2 separate regions of the Mus musculus genome follow, and region 1 is linked to region 2. Evidence: chromatin contacts called from ENCODE Hi-C or POLR2A ChIA-PET data. All regions are on one chromosome and are shown on one strand. The core of a region is the stretch at or near the end of the contact, and the rest is flanking DNA. Distances in the headings are between cores, read along the strand shown.

The links. Hi-C counts contacts between places; a loop is a spot of excess contacts on that map. ChIA-PET counts read pairs that join two places held with the same protein, here RNA polymerase II (POLR2A).
Region 1: a map of gastrocnemius shows a loop between it and region 2 (3-fold over the local background). The contact joins the promoter of Fahd1 here to the promoter of Ift140 in region 2. A Hi-C loop is called at or near these places in 1 of 37 maps with a recorded cell type or tissue (gastrocnemius). POLR2A ChIA-PET finds 5 or more read pairs at or near these places in 3 of 5 experiments (Patski and embryonic stem cell).

The regions. Positions count from the first base shown.
Region 1 is chr17:24,849,008-24,852,829 of GRCm38, forward strand. It overlaps Fahd1 (fumarylacetoacetate hydrolase domain containing 1), which reads right to left and starts at 1,295. Exons shown (of 1, transcript NM_023480.3): 1 at 1-1,295. The coding sequence starts at 1,094. The coding sequence ends at 411. Hagh (hydroxyacyl glutathione hydrolase) reads left to right here and starts at 1,483. Exons shown (of 9, transcript NM_024284.2): 1 at 1,483-1,661; 2 at 3,724-3,822. The coding sequence starts at 1,586.
Region 2 is chr17:25,014,818-25,018,485 of GRCm38, forward strand. Ift140 (intraflagellar transport 140) reads left to right here and starts at 1,269. Exons shown (of 30, transcript NM_134126.3): 1 at 1,269-2,087. Cramp1l (cramped chromatin regulator homolog 1) reads right to left here and starts at 413. Exons shown (of 21, transcript NM_020608.3): 1 at 310-413.

The DNA.
Region 1 (3,822 bases), core at 45-2,544, 170 kb before region 2:
AAATTCTTATCTGGCTTTGAGGTGGAGGACTTTCCCAAGTAAAAATCAACTGGAGTGCTCTGTACAAACAGCTTTCCTAAAGGCCAACAGCATTAATGAGTTACTTCCTTTGCACTTTTAAGTCTGGAGGTATAGACTTCAGAATGATTTATTGAAAAGTCTATTCAGTTCAGTTTTAGAAAAGAAAACTACAACTTCTCAAAGTTTAGTTTAACATTGCCCTCTTGGGAAGCATTCTATATCCTTTAGCTTCGTTGTTCCTGTTTCTATTTCAGTCCCAGGTCTTTTAGATCACGTTATTTTTTAAGGATTCATCTTTTTTGACATGTCTAGCATAATTTTTAGATTTTCATTATTAGTGTCATTTATTTCCCTTGCTTCTGTCTCCCTTCCCCTTTGGCACTCTACTCTCAGTATTCTGATCTTTTCACCTTGAACCTCATACTAACCACCCCATCTATGCCGGCCTCGATCTCATCGTTTTCTTTAATTGGCCCAACTCCCTTTGGAGTCCCGGTCAAGATAAGATCTCCTTCTTCCAAGGTTATTATCTTAGAAACATAGCTGATGATGTAGGGGATGGAAAAGATCATAGATGATGTTTTGCCCTCCTGCCTGAGCTCTCCGTTGACCTTGAGCCACAGTCTTAGGGCATGAGGGTCAGGAATCTTCTCCTTGGGCACGAAGGCACTGACCGGGCAGGAGGACGTAAAGCTCTTAGCCAGGGTCCACGGCAGCCCCTTCTTCTTGCACTCCTCCTGCACATCTCTGGCAGTCATGTCCAGGCACAGGGCATAGCCGGCCACGTAGTCCATGGCTGCAGCCTCCGGGATCGCTTCACCACGCTTGCCCAGAAGCACTCCCAACTCCACCTCGTGGTGGAGGTTGCGGCAGTAAGCGGGCATTAACACCGGTGAGCCCTCGGGAGCGTACGCGGTGGACGGCTTCAGGAAAAGCACAGGCTCACTCAGCACGGTGCTGCGCATCTCTTTGACGTGATCTGCATAGTTCCTCCCCACGCAGACGATATTCTTGCCCCACTCCCAGAAACGAGACAGCGGTTTGGTGGAAGCCATAGTACAGCTTTGGGTCATGTGACCACCGACTCCCCCGGACTACGGCGGCCTCCAGAGGACTGGCTTCGGACGCTGTCCAGGTCGGAGCGGCCCCGCCCTTCCTTGCGCAGCAGCGGGACGCTGAGGTCAGCGAAAGGTCTCTGCGTGCAGGCGACTGCCCCAGAGAGACGAGGAGGCTCACGCTCAGCCTCCTCCAACACCCACTTGCAGACCGAGTCTACAGGCCAAGGCTGCTAGGGCAGCTAGGGAACATTTTGGGGGGGGGGGGCAGGAGCTACTACTGATTGGCTAGGGGCGGCGCGGCGGTGCGAGACAGGCACTGGTTGGCTGTGAACTCTATGGGCGGTCACTGATGGATTGAGGGCGTGGCATTTTGGTAAAGAGCAGGAGTTGGTTGGTTGGGAGCAGTAGGAGGACGACACTGATTGGTTGCAGTCGCCAACGCCAGTGTTGATGCCCACGACGCTGGTGTTGCGGACTCCGCGACCCGGCTGTGCACCCCGTGGGTCATGGTGCTGGGTCGCGGGTCGCTGTGTCTCCGGAGCCTGTCAGCGCTGGGAGCCACCTGCGCGCGCCGTGGTCTGGGTAAGTGTGTCTAGGTACTGACGCGGCGCGGCCGGGTGCTGGAGGCCGGACGTCGGTTGGGCGAGCCCTTGCTGTTTCCAGGCGCAGGTGCTGAGCGCCGCCGGGCGGGCGAGAAGCGGGGCCGGGCGTGTTGAGGGCCTTGGAATAGGCATCTGGCGCTGGAGGGGTTCGTGGCCCGGGATCGAGGCAGAGGGCTGGCACCTGCTCCCTCCTGGCCAGAGTCCGACTCCAGTTTTGGGGTTGCGACTTTAGTTTTTAAGTCGGCTTTTCCTCTTAACGTCTGATGTGGCGACAGTGGGTTGCCAAAGCCCCGGAGCTGGCCAGCCTGAATTCAGCTAGCCGGGAACTTTGGAACAATCGTGATTGAAAGTCTATGAACCATCTTTATTAAGAAGTCCGCTCGTTGAGAACAGAAGTATGGGTCTCCATTTAAGGGATACCCCTTAGTGTCGCTGCTGAAGGCTGTTTAAGAGCTAGGCGATTTAAGAGCTAGGTACAATAACTACTGAGCAGCCGCTCAGCTTTTGGTGCCGCAGAAGCCCTCCTGGTGAGAAGAGGCAACTCTGAAACGTTTTTTGACGTTTGAGCAATATAAAACGTGTCTGTGGATTTGACCTCAATTCAAACAGAATGTCCCTAGTTGCAAACTAAGGAGCTGGGAGCGATGAATTCCTTCCATAGGAGTGATCGCATCTTCTTCAGAGCAGTCAGGCTCTCTTCCGACTAGAGTGGGTTGAGCACTGGTAATAACATGATCTTTATCCATGCAGGTTTGTTGTGTTTTACCAGGAAGTACATAAAAGGGCTCGTATTCACCTGTTTCTCACCCTCCGCTGTCCATCGGCGTGGATAGTGCTAGGGCTTAGGGGAATTCAAATATTACAGAAACCTGATCTTATAGAAATGCTTATTTTGCTGAACATGAGAAGGGGTCTGGAAAGTGCCCAGCTGTTGTGCCAAAAAAGGAGAAATGGGGAGCAGGGTTGTGACAGAGCACTTCCCTAGAATGCTTAAAGCCCCAGCACCACAAATTCAGACAAAAGTACAGTGGAGTCCCTTGGTCATTTGCTGCCTCCTTGGCCCACTCCAAGACAATCCTTCGGTGATAAGTTCTCTGCCCCTCATGCTTGAGTCCCAAGCAGCAGTTTCTTCTTTTCAGGAGCTTGCACTGTGTGTTTTCCATTATGCTGGCCATAGCTGAGAAAATACTGTTCTCTCCTTGGGCTGGAGGCCTGAGAAGGGCTGAAAGCTTAGAGGATTTAAGTCCATTAGTGCAGACGCCATGACTGGAGAGTGAGCGGCCATGCTCTGGTGCCTTGTCCTGCCATCTTTAGGCCTGAGTCACACCACAGGCAGGTAACACAGCCTGTATGAACTCTTAAGAAGAAATACCAAGCTCTCAAGTCTAGGGTGAGGTGTAGATCTTTCGAGTTGCGAGTAGGAGCCCCTGGGGTTCTGTCCCTTCCCCTGCCAAAAAAAAAAAAAAAAAAAAAAAAAAAGAAAAAAAGAAAAAGAAAAAGAAAAGAAAGAAAGAGATGGAGACAGAAGGAGTCCTGACTTGAAAGCCAGCCTGGACTACACAGTGATTTTGGTCTAGAAAGGGATACAGAGCAAGATCTATTAAAAAAAAATCAACCAATCAGGCTGGAGAGATGGCTCAGCGGCTGAGAGCACTGACTGCTCTTCCAGAGGTCCTGAGTTCGATTCCCAGCAACCACAAGGTGGCTCACAACCATCAGTAATGGGATAAAGGGCACTCTTCTGGTGTGTCTGAAGACAGCTACAGTGTACTTATATACATAAAAATAAATAAACAAACCTAAAAAAATCAATCAATCAAGCCCCAAACCTAAAAAGTACCCCCCCAAAAAACCCCAAAATAACAATTCTGTACCTGGGAGAGGCTGACTTACGTGGTCTCTGCTTTCCTGAAGGATGTAGTGAAAGGATATTCCCTCGCCGGAACTTCAGAAAGCCAGCTGTTGAGCCATCGGGTATGAGGGGTCTGGCCGTTCTGAAATCTTGGTGAGGTGTCTGAGGTTCCTTCTGTGTGTTTCTTCAGGTCAGGCCCTGCTGGGACTATCTCTGTGTCACTCAGACTTCAGGAAGAATCTGACTGTGCAGCAAGACATAATGAAGGTTGAACTACTGCCTGCCCTGA
Region 2 (3,668 bases), core at 19-2,518:
CATGATGAAGCAGGACAGAGAAACACTCCGTTCTTTAGCAGACGCTAGGTCCAACATAACTGTTGAAAACATTCCACTTAAAAAGAAAAGCAGACAGAGCAAGGTACCAATGATAACAAAGAAACAGACTGAAGGTAAAGACAGAGATGTAAAACTCGAAGTAACACCATAAAATGGTGCTGCCAAAAACGGTGTGCAATTTTCCTGTTTGGCACTGATCTTTCAAATACTACCTTAAGAAAACCCTGGCACAGAACCACACAAGACACAACCCCACGCTAAATGATTTTATGGCACAAGACTTCGAACCTATTCACTTTTAACCCCCTCACCACGGTTCCCAAAACCCTGTCATTGTGCTAGGGAGCGAAACCCATTCCCAGAACCAGCACTGCCAACAGCACCAAGCAAAATGCATCAATCCAACAGGACCCACTCGCCGGCGCGCTGGGCCCTGTCCCCAGGCACATTCCGGTCGTTCCCCAGAGGCGGTGGACTCCATAGGAGTCCGTCACCGAAACCCGTCACTTCCTGACCGTGGGAGGCGCGGGCACTGTGGGCCTCGTCCCGGCTCCACACCCTTTGTCCCATTTCGGGTGGGAGAAGCTCGCACCTTCCTGAGGAGCTGACCGCTGGCTGCACGCGGCGCAGCCCACGAATACCGCGGCCCCTCCGCGGATCCCGAAGGCTCCCAAGTGCAGCCTACGGTCACCTTTTTCATCCACGCTTCCCGGCAGCCTGGCTCCCGGATCCCGGGCCTCCGCAGAACCGACCGGGCCCGGCAGCTCCGGCTGCGGCGAAGCCGCGACGCCGGGCTGGTGGTCAGGTGTCAGGCGCGGTCACCAAGCACTGTTCCCCTTCGCAAGACCTCTCCGTGGACTGGCGCGCGGCTAACAGGGCTGACGGCACCGGTGCAGCCGCCACTCGCCCTCCCACACCCGGGACGCCGCGCTCTAAACAGTTCCGGCTACGGCGGCCGCCGGGGACCTGAAGTCGGCGCCGGAGCGGGGAGGGGCGAACGTCCCGCAAAAAAGACGAGCACGTCCAGCTTTTCTGCGGGCGCGCCCAACCAGCTAGGCTGCCATTGGTCAGCAGGCGTTACGTGCGCGCGCCCGCACGATGTACAGGGGCGGGCCCGCAACGTGGGGCGTGTTGTGACGGCAACCTCGCGCCCTTGCGGATCATGCGTCTTTTCCGATTGGCCAACCGACAGCCAATAGGATCAGCGTGCTGGCTGTGATTGGCTGAGACTATGTTGACGGATGCGTGAGAAGAAATCACCGCCTCAGCGGGGCGTCTTGAAGCGCGCGGGAACTCGGGTGGGGACTTTGCACTTTGAAAACAGGTTTAAGACCATAAATGTATCGTAGCATAGTCCACTAACACTTTTCCTATTCGAAGCGATAAGGAAATGTGTTTTTAAAACTCTAATGCTTATGCATGTGGCGTTTGAAAAAAGTATCCCAGTTTGCAGGAGGTCCCCGCCTCTGGTTATCCCCTTGGCTCATTGGCGTGGACCGTGCTACTGCGCCTGCTCTTCAGCGACACTCGCCGTTGGCTAACACTGGCTAAAGTGCACACGGTCACCCAGGGAACCCTGTGCCTAGCTGCTGCAAGCCTCTGCTGAGTACCGCTTGCAGCGGTCTCTCGAGGCATCAACGCGCCACGCGCCGGGGCGGTGTCCGGTACTCAGAACGTTCCAGAGAAGCTCTCGAGCCGCGCCTCCCCATCCGATGCAATGCAACTAAGCTCCGCGAGGTGCCGACTGATGGCCTGCGTGGGGTAGGCAGGATGAACTCGGGGAGAAAAGTATTAGGAGCCTTGACGCAGCTTGCCCCGAGTAGCAAATAGATCTGGCCCACCCATCAGCGGAAAACCCAAACTGGTCCTAAAGTGGGCCTAAGACTCAGAGCTGCGCCGGGAGGTACCGACTGTTTTCGGTTCTTTCCGCCGCAAGTCACCAGTGGTCGTTTCGGGAGGCATCGGAGGCGCGGCTGTCCCTCGACTGCTTCCGCTTTCTTTACCGGCGTTGTCCGGGCAACACGGAGGCACAGGGAATCTGGCGAAGTTAGATTCCTATACCTAAGGTGCAGAGGGGTCTGGGGCTGGACCGGGGAGTGGCAAGAGGTGGGATGGGATCGACCTGGGACCTAGAGATGACCTGCCAGGACCCTCTCGGTTCCTCTCTGTGTGCTGGCTTCACATTGTCTCTCTGCACAATCCTAGAGCCCCCTGCTGGACTTTTGAGTTGCGGCGTGAGTCCCCCCCGCCCCCCAATGCATTTAGTATGAAGCTGGGGGAAGACAAAAAAGCCAAAATCCTCTGCTTGGTTAATCTTTGGGTGGCTTGTAAAGATAACATGACCTGAATGGACCACCTTGAACTACACTGTCCTTCAGTAATGTCTACATGATGCAGCTAGTGATCTTATTCTGGCCCAGAGAGCTAAACTTTACATCATTGGTCACTATCCCGAAAGGCTACTTTAGAACCCATCCTCTTGTTGAACAAGAGACTCTAAAAGGAGTATCTTGTCTTTAAGCCTACTTGTTAGTATGACTCCTTGGGCATAATGAATTTGACCTGCTTTCCTAAGAGTTGGCATGATGGAGGCACTCACCTCTGAAAATAATTGAATATAAAAATACTCAGTATAAAAATGAGGATCAGTTGACTGGAAAAAGTGAAATTGGCCTTTTCTTGTTTTATGGCCTACATACTTGAAACTTGTTCCTGATCTAAGGACATTAACAGATTTTTAAATAACTTTTGTGTGTGTGTGTGAGCATCAGCTTCCTAAAGTTGACTTAATATCTTTTTAATTATTTGGCTAATTCTCATTTTAAAGCATAAGTGCTGTGCTCAGAAGTGCCTCATACGTTTAATCCCAGGACTTGGGAGGCAGAGGCAGGCAGATATTTGTGAATTTGAGGCCAGCCTGGTCTACAAAGCAAGTTCTAGGACAGCCAGGGCTACATAGAGAAACCCTGCCTTGAAAAAACAAAACAAATGAATGAAAAAAAAAAAAACCTTAAGCACAAGCGAAAGAAAGAATGAATAGTTAGAACATTGTATAAAATGGACATACTGAAGTTGACATGTTGCCCTTTTTAAAAAAAAAAAAAGAAAAGATTTTTCTTATTTTGAGGCAAGATCTCACTATGTATCTTTGGCTGCCTGGAACTCACTGTAGTAGACCATATTTGCCTCAAACACATAGGGACCTCTGCTTCTTCTGAGCTGGAATTGAAAGCTTGTGCCACCATAGCTGGCTTACTTTTAATGTGTATATGTACAGGCGAGGCCAGTGGGGCATCAGATCCCAGAGGAAGCTGCCTGATGTGAGTGCTGGGAACTGAGCTCATGTATCTGGAAGACTCTCCTAACCACAAAGCCATCTTTCCAGCCCATGCAACAAATTAAATGCAGCCTCTCCCCCATCACTGTCGCTTGGTGGTCCTGACTGTCCTCTACTAAGTCGTAGCTAGAAGACGTTCTTGGGCTTTTTGGTTTCCATGAAGTTGAACGCTGTTTTTCTCTGTAGAGATGTTCTTTGATGGGTAGTTTACTTTTATTTTGTTTTAATGTTTTCTTTGAAAGTATCTGTGTACATTGAAACGATACTTATCGAATGAGAATGATCAAGAATTATTTGAAACACCACCCCC